5 separate regions of the Homo sapiens genome follow, and regions 1, 2, 3 and 4 are each linked to region 5. A link is a contact called in ENCODE Hi-C data. All regions are on one chromosome and are shown on one strand. The core of a region is the stretch at or near the end of the contact, and the rest is flanking DNA. Distances in the headings are between cores, read along the strand shown. Region 1 overlaps ARHGAP18 (Rho GTPase activating protein 18). Region 2 overlaps LOC101928277 (a long non-coding RNA gene). Region 3 has its middle 38 kb from the start of SAMD3. Region 4 overlaps HBS1L (HBS1 like translational GTPase). Region 5 overlaps STX7 (syntaxin 7).

Region 1 (2,832 bases), core at 159-2,658, 2.8 Mb after region 5:
ATATTGACTCATTTATATTTCACAATTTTTTTTTTTTAGACGGAGTCTTGCTCTGTTGGCCCAGGGTGGAGTGCAGTGGTGTGATCTCAGCTCACTGCAACCCCTGGCTCCCAGGTTTAAGTGATTCTCCTAGCTCAGCCTCCCAAGTAGCTGGGATTACAGGTGCCTGCCACCATGCCTGGCTAATTTTTGCATTTTTAGTAGAGATGAGTTTTTACCATGTTGGCCAGGCTGGTCTTGAACTCTTGACCTCAATTGATCCGCCCACCTCGGTCTCCCAAAGTACTGGGATTACACATGTGAGCCACTGTGCCCAGCCCTATATTTCATGATTCTATGAGAGTAGGTATAGTTATGGTCTCTATTTTATAGTTGGGGAAACCGAGGCCCAAAAGTGAAGAAAACTTGCTCAAGGTGACATGCTAGGAATGTGGTGGAGCTGCTTTGAAACCCTGGCAGCCTGGTTCCAGAGGCTGTCCTGTTAATTACTACGCTGTGTCCAGTGTCCACCGCCGGAGTCTGAGAAAGCAGTAATGACGTTTCTCTATTTCAGTGACCTTGCATATTGGATTTGCCCAGTTTACTTTGGAAGTACCCATTCCACTTTTCTAGGATCATGAAACACTGTATTTAATACTCAAATATCTTAGTGCTGATATCTTCTCTGATTCTAGAGGGCATTTCACAGATCTTACTGAAAAATTCCTTGGGGTAGTATTAGGCTTCGGGTTAAGTAATTTATTTATTAGACAAATTTCTTGGCTTTCATGATTTGGGTAAAGTATGGTCAATCTGTGTACTTCTGATTATATGCTAAACACGTGAAAGTCACCAGATGGCCAACTACGATGATTCCCATGGACTTCTACGGATATATTAATGCTGTTTTGGAGGACCCTCTGTGTGCCGCAGGCTCCATGACACCTAATGTTGGTGGATGCGTTCTGGTGTGTATGTGTTTCCATGAAATTTACAAACTAACACACAGCATTCTAACATGTTCACTTAGGAACTTTCAAAACTTTGCCCTACAAGACAACATTCTCAATAGAGAAAATTTAGAAAAATAGCAGCACAAAAGAGGAGGCAAAAGTCACTTATATTATTAATATAATACTACTCTAGAGCTAACCACAATTGAATTTTATTTTGCCTCAGTATTTTTTTCCCATGCACATTCCTAGGCATGCTATCTTAAAGCAACAGTTTGTGTAGTTAATCTGTTGCTCTCCCCACAGTTATATTTTAACTAGGGTACTGAATACAGAACGTTTTGCACATGCATTTTTGCTGGAGAAACCACAGATATGTAGCCATTTATAGTGTTTCTTAGCTATCGCATGCATCATTTCCTCTCCTACTTCCTCCTGTCACTGGCAGTCCTGCAGCTGGCCTGCCTTGCCACTCCTGACATCTGAGTCATCACTGACATCTCTCTCCCCAGGCCTGCTCAAGGAGCTCTTACTAAGCTTTGTTATTTTTTTCTCTCCAAGATTTTTCAGATCTGTACTTTATTTTTCAACGCCCCAACTCAATCCTAATCTGCACTTCAATCATCTCGCGCTGTCAGTGTCAGTTTCTTGGCTTTGAGCTCCTTCTCTTTTCAATTCACATTTTCAAAAGCCATTTTCTCCCAAGTGTTTTCTCACCTTTCCTTTCTTAGCAGAACTCCCCCCCGCCGTGGTTACACCTCCACGTTACTTTCCAGGTATGCCCACATCATTTTATGATTCTTGATGGTGTTCTCATTCACCATATCCACTTTGTGCAAGGCAGAGATACACCTTGCTGCTTTGTTATTGCATTGTTGTGAAAGGTAAATTGGGCTGGCCCCAGAGAAAATTGTGAAATAAGGAAAGATTTTGCCATCTCCAACCTCTATTTTCCATTACATTTTTGACTCATCAGGGCTTTTTTCTTCTCTGACTTGTTATCATTCCGCTCTGTAATTCATACTGCTAATCAAAATATGAAAGGATCTGATATTGGTTGTTTATACGTAAATGAATTTGATCACAAATTATTAACGTGTGATCAATGTTTTAATGAAATGAAGCTAATGCAAGTAGATATAGTTTTTCATTTCTACGGGAAAAAAAGCCCGTACTTGGCAGATAAAAAAACCAACAACCCTGTGCTGGTTCCTTCCACCTCAAATTAAAAGAAAAAACAAGGCCGGGCGTGGTGGCTCACGCCTGTAATCCCAGCACTTTGGGAGGCTGAATTGGGCAGATCACGAGGTCAGGATATCGAGACCATCCTGGCTAACATGGTGAAACCCGGTCTCTACTAAAAATACAAAAAGTTAGCCGGGCGTGGTGGCGAGTGCCTGTAGTCCCAGCTACTCGGGAGGCTGAGGCAGGAGAATGGTGTGAACCTGGGAGGTGGAGCTTGCAGTGAGCCGAGATCACGCCACTGCAGTCCAGCCTGGGTGACACAGCGAGACTCCGTCTCAAAAAAAACAAAAAAAAAAACAAAAAAAAAAAAAGAAAAAACAAAACACATTTCTCACTTTTTTTTTCCTGAAGTATATAAGTCTGTGAATAACCATGGTGGTAAAAACAGAAAGGAGAAACAGAACGAGAAAGAAAGAAATAGAACAATCAATAGAATATAGTAATATTATCAAGCTATGTCTTTTGATTAAAATGTATTATATGGTTTACCTTGATTAAAATGCATTATGTGTGCAGTTTTCTCAAAAAAATTCTTATTGTGTTTTATTGTTCAGTCCCTTGTTTATTCTCAGCTGTGTGTCCAGTTACTCTATCCATCTTAGACTATAAACTCATCAAGGCATTAAACATGTTGTTTTCTTTATTCCTGAATCTC
Region 2 (2,700 bases), core at 99-2,598, 2.4 Mb before region 5:
TATTGAGGCTTAACCTTGTGGTTAACTACCTGCAAGTTACAGAAGTAGCTAGTTAGTCACCATTCCATGTGGGGCCAAGCCATAGGGAAAGACCTGAAGGAGGAAGGATGACCTTCTCCAACCACGTGTGGGGACAAAAGGTAACCTGTTGTTGCCTGCCCCAATGCCCCTAAAGGTAGGAAAATAAAAACCTGGCTTAATGTATAAAGCAGCATTGGGGTAACGTCACCTTGGGGTGGTTGCCCGCCATAACCTGGAGTTGTTGCTCCCTGTAGTACTGCTGTGGCCTCTGGATCCAGGGTTCTGCCCTGCAGGCATGTCTCCCACTAGAACTCCCTTGGCCTACAGGGTGGAATGTAAGGCCTATATGTCAGACCTGTGTGTCCAAAGCCTATGTCTCGCTCAGCCTAGGGGGTGGAGTGTAAGGAAAATGGATTTGCTGCAGTCAAGAATAGGCCAAAGGCCGGGCACGGTGGCTCACGCCTGTAATCCCAGCACTTTGGGAGGCCGAGGCGGGTGGATCATGAGGTCAGGAGATCGAGACCATCCTGGCTAACAAGGTGAAACCCCGTCTCTACTAAAAATACAAAAAATTAGCCGGGCGCGGTGGCGGGCGCCTGTAGTCCCAGCTACTCGGGAGGCTGAGGCAGGAGAATGGCGTGAACCCGGGAAGCGGAGCTTGCAGTGAGCCGAGATTGCGCCACTGCAGTCCGCAGTCCGGCCTGGGCGACAGAGCGAGACTCCGTCTCAAAAAAAAAAAAAAAAAAAAAAAAAAGAATAGGCCAAGGTAGATATCCAGTCCAGCATGACTGAGCAAGTTTGGAGCACAGGAGCACAACTCCACACATTATGTAATCACACCATGTGAGGCGCATTAGGTGATCACCCACATGAGCTTGTGCTTGGCTCGGACCCACTATTGTCTGTACAAGGTATAATTACCCTACTGATGCTGTACATACAGCTTGCACCTGGGCTCACTCGTGCCCAGAGGGAGAGTAAAGCCATGTCGAAACTGTCTACGATTCCTCGAGTGTTTTTCCAGCTACCCACCACTCACCCACTGACTCCCCTCAGACCTCAGTTAGAACCTGACACTGACTAAGACACAGTCATAGCTCAGAGGATGTTTGATTTCTTATCCTGGACACTGAAAGCAGTTACATGGATTCTAGCATACTTTGGCATAATTTCTCCTCCTGCATACCTTATGGGGTGAGGATATAGAATATGTCCCCGTTGCTAATCTCTAAGTGAACTCTGTACCTTTAAATCTTCATGGACAAGCATCCTTGTGGTTTTCACCAGGTGCACTCAATCTAGAACAGGAAGGAGTGTGGATGAAGTTTCTTGTGTTAAGCAATAACAGATGTATGTATCCAGTGCTGTGCCGGTCAATGTTTAAAGCTCAGCTCTGGTGGAGGTGGGGTCTAGGAAGCCCTGATTTGTAGCGTTTGCCATTTTCTGTGGTGTAAATATTTTTACCATGCTGATTTTAAACCAAAAGTGTAACATCATTGAACATACTTTGGGAAGAGATGCTACCCAGCTCTTGCAAGCTGATGCGAACTGGTTCCAGCACCTCCCAGTTTACACCCAGTTACAGACAGATTGGGATAAACACATTTATGTTACAGTGGGAATTTCATAGGTTAAAACATTACAGTAAAGAAGTTTGACGGGAAAGTCATTGTGGGGGTATTATTAGTCAGCAGGTGACTATAAATAGGAAGCACAGGTGTGTTTGTGTTCTCAGTGGAGGGCCCTGCTGCTGTTCACTCACTCCGGGTTTCAGATGCAAAGTGAAGGCAGCCTGGTGATCCTAGAATCCTGATACATTGTCACAGCGTCTGAACTATTGGATATGTTGGCTTACTATTTGCAAATAAAGCTTCAGTTATAGCTTGAAGCTTATTTTATCCTTTCTCAAATTAGTTTTATGTCGAATTAGCAACATAAGGTGAGAATGAAAAAATTAACTAAAAATGACAGAACAACTAACGTGGTTTCTTGTTTTCCTTCTTTTCTTCTTTTTTTTTGTTTTTTGTTTTATGTTGTTTTTGAGACAGTCTTGCTCTGTCTTTCAGGCTGGAATGCAGTGGTCCAATCTCGGCTTACTGCAACCTCTGCCTCCCAGGTTCAAGTGATTCTCCTGCCTCAGCCTCCTGAGTACCTGGGATTACAGGCTTGTGCCACCACGCCCCACTAATTTTTTTTTTGAAACAGTATCTCACTCTATTGCCCAGGCTGGAGTGCAGTGGCACGATCATGGTTCACTGCAACCTCCACCTCCTGGGCTCAAACGATTCTCATGCCTCAGCCTCACGAGTAGCTGGTACTAGAGGCGTGTGCCACCATGCCCGGCTAATTTTTTGTATTTTTAGTTGAGACGGGTTTTCACCATGTTGCCCAGGCTAGTCTCGAACTCCTGAGCTCAGGCAGTCTGCCCACCTCGGCATTCCAAAGTGCTAGGGCTACAGGCGTGAGCCACCATGCCCGGCCATAATTTTTGCATTTTTAGTAGACACGGGGTTTCACCATGTTGGCCAGGCTGGTCTTGAGCTCCTCACCTCAAGTGATCCACCTGCCTCAGCCTCCCGAAGTGCTAGGATTACAGGCATGAGCCACACCCCCGGCCAACTAACATGGTTTCATTGAAGTTCTCTGAATATACTCCTGAAATTTGACCAAAATCATATA
Region 3 (2,700 bases), core at 144-2,643, 2.2 Mb after region 5:
GTGCTCACAATGAGGTTTCCTCTAAAAGTTTTTTTTTTTCTTACTTTTTTTCTGTTAGCAAAGCAGTTGCCACTACAAATTGAATGCATTTGGGCCATCCACAGGTTACTGGGTCAAGGATTTTTGATAGGAAGGCCTCAGTGCTTTCGAGATATGCCCTTGTTTACACTGACAACAAAGTGGTATTGGAGTGTTATAGGCTTACGAAGAATACCTTCAATTATCAATTACAGGTTTTAAATTTACCTTGGCTTTTAAAGGAATAGGGTACACCATTTTTTTTTTCTTAACTACTTGTATATATCTCTCTTTGACTTTGTCTTTCTCTCTTTGACTTTCCTTTTGGCTCTGTCTCTTCCTCTCTTTCTCTGCCTCTCTCTTTCTCCTCTCTGTCTCTCTCTCTGTCTCTCTCTGCCTGGCTTATAATGCAGTTCTTTGAACCACTGTGGAGAGATCTAAAACCAGCTGTAACCAAGTGTCTATGTATGGGAACTGGTCTGGATGCCCGGGATTTACAGGTTACCTTGTGCCATACCTTTGAAACAAGGGACCTGTCCAGGCTTCCTTCTGATGGCCAACCCACCTCTAATGCTGGCTGGTCTATTTTACACAAAGTTTTAAGTTTTCCTGGTGTCATAGTACTACATAGTCTCCTTTAAATCCTTTTTGAAATTTTTCAACATAGTTCCTAGTAGGGTGAGCTTATTTGTGCCTGACCCATGCTTCTTCGAGACAAAACACCACGCTCACACCACACACACACCACAAAACAAAGAATGGGTAAAAAGGGCACACACACACTTTTGCAGTTTACACCAAATCAAAATCAAAACCAAAATCAGAGTATCCAGAAATCAAAACCAAAGTATCAAGCAATCCAAGTCAAGTCAAAAACAAAAACCAAAGTGCTGGTACAGGCACACCGTGGGTGATCAGGCCATGCTTCCACTCAAATGGAGTAGGCAAGTTCCCAAGACCGGTCCTGTCAAGCAATTCAAACCAAGTCAAAACCAAAACCAAAGTGCCGATAAAGGCACGCCGTGGGTGATCAGGCCACGCTTCCACTCAAATGGAGTAGGCAAGTTCCCAAGACCGGTCCTGTCAAGCAATTCAAACCAAGTCAAAACCAAAACCAAAACCAAAGTGCTGATAAAGGCACGCCGTGGGTGATCAGGCCACGCTTCCACTCAAATGGAGTAGGCAAGTTCCCAACACCGGTCCTGTCAAGCAATTCAAACCAAGTCAAAACCAAAACCAAAACCAAAGTGCCAATAAAGGCATGCTGTGGGTGATCAGGCCACACTTCCACTCAAATGGAGTGGGCAAGTTCCCAAGACCAGTCCTGTCAAGCAATTCAAACCGAGTCAAAACCAAAACCAAAACCAAACCAAAGTGCCGATAAAGGTACACCGTGGGTCATCAGACCACACTTCCACTCAAACAGAGTAGGCAAGTTCCAAAGACTAGTCTTACCAAGTTTCAGATGTCCAGACTCCAAGTACCAGTTCCTTCCCGGTGTTCAGCCACTGCGTTGATCCTCCACAGGGGGCTGCCACACACTGCTCTGGTGAGGCGTCTCACTGGGCAAATGCCTACCCGGGAGTGCTCTCAGGATCCGCATGGCTTGGGCTGGTTGGAGTCCCCTGCAGGGATGTTCCACAGGGCAGGCTTAAGTCACCTAAGGAGCTGCCTCGACCATTCGCCAATCACCTTGCTTCCCGGTCAGGGAACCAAGAAATGTAGCAGGGCCAGCTGCAGACAAAACTCCTCAGACACTGAGTTAAAGAAGGAAGGGGTTTATTCAGCCGGGAGCATTGGCAAGACTCCTGTCTCAAGAGCCAAGCTCCCCAAGTGAGCAATTCTTGTCCCTTTTAAGGGCTCACAACTCTATGGGGGTCCGTGAGAGAGGGTCGTGATCAACTGAGCAAGCAAGAGGTACGTGACAGGGGCTGCATGCACTGGTGGTCAGAGTGAAACAGAACAGACCAGGAAGTTTCACAATGTCTTTCTATACAATGTCTGGAATCTATAGATAACATCAGTTGCTAGGTCTGGGGTTGAATTTTAACCACCAGGCTTAGGTCAGGCAGGCCCAGGCCTGGTTTCAGGTCTGGTTCCTTGGTTTTGGGTCTGGTTCCTAGGCACCGGGCTACCTGCCTTTAGTTTCACTTCTCTTTCCTTTTCTGAGTATAAAACAATATGAGAGGGTCTGTCTCTATTCTCTCACTATATGTAGTCCATTGTTGAACAAAACATTATTATGCAGTATGTGACTGTATCTATGATATAGAAAGGACTCTAAGAACTCAATAGTTCAAAAGACTAATTAGAAAATGGCCAAAAAACTGAAGAATCCTTGTGATGATGTACTTATTCTTATCTTGACTGTGGTAGATACCTGAAACACGTGATAAAATTGCAGAGAACTAAATGCAGCACACAAATGAGCACAAGTAAAACAAAAAAAAATTGAACAATTTCAGTGGATTAAGTTAATGTCAATATCTTGTTTTTAGCATTGTACTAAAGTTTTGTGAGATGTTATCACTAGAGGAATCTGGGTAAAGGATAGGCAGGCTCTCTCTGTGTTACTTCCTATAACTTTGCACATGAGTGCACAGTTATCTCAAAATAAAAAGTTTTGTTAAAAAAAATACATTGAGTCCAGGTTTTGTGCTCCTCTGACCTGGCAGGCCTTTT
Region 4 (2,700 bases), core at 156-2,655, 2.5 Mb before region 5:
AAAAAAAAAAAAAAAAAAGGCTGGGCTCGTTAGCTCATGCCTATAATCCCAGCACTTTGGGAGGCTGAGGTGGGTGGATTGCTTGAGCTCAGGAGTTCAAGACCAGCCTGGGCAACACAGCGAAACCCCATGTCTACTAAAATACAAAACAATTAGCTGGGCGTGATGGCGTGTGCCTGTAGTCCCAGCTACTGGGGAGGCTGAGGCAGGAGAATTGCTTGAACCCGGGAGGCAGAGGTTGCAGTGAGCCAAGATCACGCTACTGCACTCCAGCCTGGGCAACAGAACGAGACTCTGTCCCCCAAGAAAAATAAATAAATCAGTATGTGTGTGTATATTTACATTTAGAGGCACTTTGTTGGCAGTTTTTGTATACATTCAACTTCAAAATCACCCTGCTTCAGTTACCTTGGGAATACCACTTCCATGAGGTCCTGAGATTTAGAGGACAGAGAGTGGAAAGGGGAGGGTGCCGTGGAAGCAACCTAGAGAACACCAGAGCGAGAACTCCACTAATCAGCCATGTGAACTTTGGAATCTCACTTAAATTTTCATCTGTAAAATGATGGACAAGACCAAATGACCTCTAACATATGGCTCTCCAACTGTATGATATGTGAATCTCAATTCTATGTAAGGATTCTATGAGGAAGGTAAATACTTGTTTTCAGCCTCCCTCTCTATTGAGTATTAAGAGTTCCTTCATTGGCTGCCTTCTCATTCTTCATTTTCGATAAGCAATCTAGGTCTTGAATTGCTTCATGTGTTTTAATGTTGGTAAACATTCCTGTAAACCTGATTATCCAACTGTTTTCTATGGATTTCTATCTGTATGTCTGGGTTGTTTTTTGTTTATTTGATTTTTTGAGACAGGGTCTTGCTCTGCCGCTCAGGGTGGAGTACAGTGGCATGATCTTGGCTCACTGCAACCTCCGCCTCCCGGGCTCAAGCAATCCATCTTCCTCAGCCTCCCGAGTACCTAGGACTACAGGCGTGTACCACTATGCCCAGCTAATTTTTTTGTGGTTTTTTTTTTTTTTTTTTTTTTTGTAGAGACAGTTTCTCCGTGTTGCCCAGGCTGGTCTTGAACTCCTGGGCTCAGGTGATCTGCCCACCTCAGTCTCCCAAGGTGATGGGATTACAGGCATGAGCCACTGTAGCCGGCCTCTATCTGTATGTCTTAAAGGAATCTCTGACCAAATGTGTCTATATTCATGAACAGTGTCTAGGTTAGAGTCATAGCAGTCATTGAGGTTCCTATGTTTTGCCTTCCTAAGATTTAATTAATCTCCATGTTCTATTAATGTATTGACTCTCATGTCTGTTCCTTCTTACTCATTTCCGGTACTATAGTACTTGTTCAGCTGCAGTCACAGTGGTTGTGGTCTCCTAGAAACTTATCTTAATTTCTCTGTCTCTTTTTTTCGTTTCATCTTATCGTACTGTTCATCACATCTGTTAGAATGAAAGCTATCTAAAAACAGTCTGTCACTCACCTTTGTGTCCTCAGTGCCAAGAACATGCTATAATTTAACCTGAAAAACTCTGAAGATCCAAGATCGTATCTAGGCAGTCTTTCATAAAATAAAATTTTTGGTGACAGTTTCTGCTTAGGAGGAGGAAGCAGAGTTCCTTTATGGACTGTTGTAATTTTGTGCTGAATGAAAGGAGTAAGAGAAATAAGATTCTGACCAGCAGACTTCTCTTAGTTTCCTGGAAGGTATTTCCTGTTTGTTCATGGCATCACCATCTACCCTTTCTTTCTTGGCAGAAAATCTGAGGACTGTCCTTTCTCTCATCTCCTCTGTTCATTCAGATATCAAGGATTCATGATTTTACCTTGTACACTTGTCCCTTGTTTCCTTGGGTTTCGGCTCTGGTACCCCCCTCCATCAAGCATCTGCTGATGCTTAAATCCCTGATATAAAATGTCATCGTATTTGCATATAACCTATGCATATCTTCCTGTATACTTCTACATCATCTGTAGATTACTTTTTTAAATTACCATTACATGAAAAGGAATCTAGATTATAAGTAATCTAGATACCAAATACTATGTAAATAGTAGTTAAATACTTATTTGTAAATTTTTTCAAATATTTTCAATTTGTGTTTGGTCTAATCCATGGATGCAGAACCCAAGGATATGAAGGTCTGACTGTAATATCTTTTAAAGTAAAGTCTCTTAAATATTCCTTTCTCTATCTCCATTGCTCTTAGATCACTGTAGAATTTCTTACATGTATTTGTACAACAATCTTCTAACTGCTTTCCTTTCAATCTTGCCTCCACAATCCATTTTCTATTCTGGGGTCAGAGTAAGTTTTAAAAGTATGATATGTTTCTCCAACGCTTAAATTCCTTCAGTGGCTCTTATGTTTCAAGATCAAGTGAAATATTAGACATGGTTCTAAATGAGTTACCTGCTTTTCTAATCTTATGTCTCACCACATTCTTGGGTCTGTTTATTTCAGTACCTAGCTCAGTGTCACACAGTTGGCATTTCTCGCCTTCCCTTCATGAATGAATATGTGATAGGTAGAGAGTAATTTGTGTTTGTAAATGTCCTGGTATCACATGAGAAAAAGAAGTTGGCATTTTGGTGACTGGCAGAGACCCACGGACTGTGTGCTTTCATATGTGCCAGTCATTACATGTACTTTACATGTATTGGCTCATTTAATTCTCAGTTCTCCT
Region 5 (2,700 bases), core at 45-2,544:
CTTTTGTGGATAACAGCTAAACAGTGTCCTAAAGTGGTTGTACCAGATATGAGTACAGCCAGTGTATCAGAGTTTGTGCTGCTCAAAGTCCTTGTCAACATTTGATGTTTACAGCTTTTTATTCATTTTAGTCATAGGTTTCTCATGATTTACTTTGCAATTCTCTGATTAGAATCAGAGTTTTTAGAGTGTAGCTGAGCTAAAGAAATCAATGAGATAATCGGAAACATTTCTAATCAAGCAAGCTGTATGTGATTGCATGTACATTTCCTGAAATCAGATCCAAATAGCGGTGTGACCTTGAGTAAGCTCTCGAACCTTCCAAGACATGGTTTTCTCATGTGTATTTTCTGTGGGCTAGGTTATGGTCTCTTCAAACTTTAACAGGCAATAATTCTAACCAAAGTTTTTTAAGAGTCCCGAAACTCTTCTAACAGGTACAAGATTATTCTATGTTTTGTTAAGAGGCTGATTGCCATATCTGAATCCATAATGCATGCTCATAAAATCCCATAATTGAAGAAGCCATCACACTCAAGACTAGCTAGAGTTCCACCAAGGCTTATGTATTATTTTTAAGTGTTAGGAGATGGGAAAGCTGGGGCACAGAGGTTTGTATCCTGTCAGAATTAACAAAATTTTGTATTGAAGGAAATTGGTGAATAGAAATGAGAATAGCTATGAAACACAGTCCTTGAGATAAAAATTTCCCTAACTCCTAAATAACATAGTAAGCCTTTCCACTAGTGCTAATGTGAATTCTCGCATTTGAGTATTTTTTTTTAAAATAATAACCTGAAAGAGGAAGATGTAGTGTGGCTAAAGTTGGAAAGTGAATAAAACAGATATATTGGAAACATAAAATCTACTCATCAGAATTTATGAGTATAGAAGTTTCTGCTAAAATATGCATCATGTATCACATGGGCTTGTGGATGTGTGTTTTTTCCAGAAAATTTGGAAAGACAGAACCTTCTAGGGGCACATAAAGTATGAACGTAAGCTTTTAAGTGCTAAGAGAAGGTGACTGAAAAATATTTTTGTTGAATCTTCACTTGTTTCATTTTTAATCATCTCTCCTACAGATTAAAGGTATTAGTTCAGCATAGACTTTAGTTTAAAATCGAAACAGATGTTTTTGGTTTCTCTGTGTTATAATTAGCTTCCTATGCTGCAAGTATACTTTTCAAAATTGTTTATTAAGAATTGGTGCATGGCTCCTGTCCCCATAAGGTTCTTTGAGATGAAATTAAAAGTCTATGTAAAAGTGTGAGCCCTTTTGTTACTTTTAGAATGATCACAGTTCTTTTAATTAGTTAGGGTCTGGTGAAGGGGACACTTGTTTTTGCATTTTAACACATGACTGCACAAAAGGGAAGCTAATATTATCACTTTTTTTTTTGGTGCCAGGGCAAATATTTTTTTAAAAAAGGAGCTCCAGTCCTGAGAAATTAATGAATTTACTGGAACCATATATTTACTCAGGAATTAAGAATGTTTCCTTTTTTTCTGGGGTAATCTGTTGGTGGGATGGGAAGGCAGTTTATTAAAGGAAAAAGAGTTGAAAAATTGTTGCTTCCCTCCTCCTAAAATGCTGTTTGAAATATTTATGTCTAAGATTGCACATCTGAAAATGTGGTTGGATGGTTTTTTCCCCCACTTAGAGGAGAAAAACTTCAGTAGTTTTTATTTCATTGTGATTTTCTTCATGCCTAAGGTGCTAACATAAAACAGAGATAGATGTGAAAGTTGCTATCTTGTCCAAGGAAATTTTAACAGAGTGTGACAACTTTTCTTCTCTTCAGTGACTTTTCCTTTATGACTGAACATGGTGTTTATGGCCGGATATGAGTGAATTCTTTGTTTTATGAACTAAATCTTTAAGATGTGGCTCCAAGATGCTTCAAGGAGCTTTATCCCTCACTCTCCTATCTGTGAACCATACATATGCTTCTGCCCTGAACATGAACTTTCTTACCCTTGGTTCCAACCCCAAACCATAGTAATGGGTGTCTTCACTCCCTCTGTTTAATCTAAGTGTAAATCTTAGTGGTTCTACCGGTCAGATCTGTCTGTGTCTCTCCATCTCTGCCATTACCACATATGCTCAAGCTGCTGCTATTTCTTTGGATGACTGCAGTCTCCAAATTGTTCTCCTCACTTCCATTCCTGCCTCTTTCCGTCTTCTCCAAATAGTTGCCAAGGTAAACCTGTAAAACTGTAAATCAGATCATGTCATCCTATAGCTTGAAAGGCAACAGTTAAATTCTGTGGCTTTTATAATCAGATATAAATCCCCACCATGCCCCACAATATCCTCAAGATCTGATCCCTGCCCCCACTTGTCAACTACCACTCTCTCCCATGGTGCTGCTCTGCTGCTCCACATTCCACCAGGTAGATCTTCTTTCTGCTTAGTGAACAGTCAGCTCATCCTCACCTCAGGGCCTTTGCACTTGCTCCTCTTCTGCTTCAGACATCTTCCCAGATCTACATGTAACTGGTTTCTTTCTGGCATTCAGGTCTTAGGGCCCAAAGCTCACTTGTTTAGCAATGTCTTCCCTGCCTTATCATTTTGCTTCCTCCAGTCATTCTTTTTCTCATTAACCTGTTTTGTTTTTATATTGCCTTTTATCAGTAAATTAAAGTACTATTATTGTTTACTTATTTTTTTACTTTCCTACTAAAACCTTGGCCCCC

What was found. A loop is a pair of places that touch in the nucleus more often than their neighbours do. Pooled maps may share reads with other maps.
Region 1: a loop to region 5 is called in a map with no recorded cell type, with 7 times the contacts of the local background. The contact joins two enhancer-like sites. A Hi-C loop is called at or near these places in 2 of 37 single-sample maps with no recorded cell type and 2 of 50 pooled maps.
Region 2: a map with no recorded cell type shows a loop between it and region 5 (8-fold over the local background). The contact joins two enhancer-like sites. A Hi-C loop is called at or near these places in 3 of 37 single-sample maps with no recorded cell type and 4 of 50 pooled maps.
Region 3: a map with no recorded cell type shows a loop between it and region 5 (8-fold over the local background). The contact joins two enhancer-like sites. A Hi-C loop is called at or near these places in 3 of 37 single-sample maps with no recorded cell type and 3 of 50 pooled maps.
Region 4: a map with no recorded cell type shows a loop between it and region 5 (7-fold over the local background). The contact joins two enhancer-like sites. A Hi-C loop is called at or near these places in 3 of 37 single-sample maps with no recorded cell type and 2 of 50 pooled maps.

What each region holds. Positions count from the first base shown.
Region 1 is chr6:129,682,712-129,685,543 of GRCh38, reverse strand. All of the region lies in intron 1 of ARHGAP18 (Rho GTPase activating protein 18), which reads left to right. Among named protein-coding and RNA genes, the nearest start is that of ARHGAP18, 26 kb to the left of the region's middle. RefSeq lists an enhancer at 1,206-1,500. Within about 2 kb of position 1,408, at least 35 of the 41 ENCODE cell types and tissues checked have a DNase peak (open chromatin) inside an H3K27ac peak, as active enhancers do.
Region 2 is chr6:134,869,804-134,872,503 of GRCh38, reverse strand. The region is part of intron 2 of LOC101928277 (a long non-coding RNA gene); the gene reads left to right. Among named protein-coding and RNA genes, the nearest start is that of ALDH8A1, 79 kb to the left of the region's middle. Within about 2 kb of position 1,348, at least 3 of the 41 ENCODE cell types and tissues checked have a DNase peak (open chromatin) inside an H3K27ac peak, as active enhancers do.
Region 3 is chr6:130,259,649-130,262,348 of GRCh38, reverse strand. It overlaps a transcript of SAMD3 not described here. Among named protein-coding and RNA genes, the nearest start is that of SAMD3, 38 kb to the right of the region's middle. RefSeq lists enhancers at 1,507-1,626, 1,847-1,986. Within about 2 kb of position 1,393, at least 5 of the 41 ENCODE cell types and tissues checked have a DNase peak (open chromatin) inside an H3K27ac peak, as active enhancers do.
Region 4 is chr6:135,013,201-135,015,900 of GRCh38, reverse strand. The region is part of intron 4 of HBS1L (HBS1 like translational GTPase); the gene reads left to right. Among named protein-coding and RNA genes, the nearest start is that of MIR3662, 35 kb to the right of the region's middle. Within about 2 kb of position 1,405, at least 3 of the 41 ENCODE cell types and tissues checked have a DNase peak (open chromatin) inside an H3K27ac peak, as active enhancers do.
Region 5 is chr6:132,494,350-132,497,049 of GRCh38, reverse strand. The region is part of intron 2 of STX7 (syntaxin 7); the gene reads left to right. Among named protein-coding and RNA genes, the nearest start is that of STX7, 17 kb to the left of the region's middle. Within about 2 kb of position 1,294, at least 3 of the 41 ENCODE cell types and tissues checked have a DNase peak (open chromatin) inside an H3K27ac peak, as active enhancers do.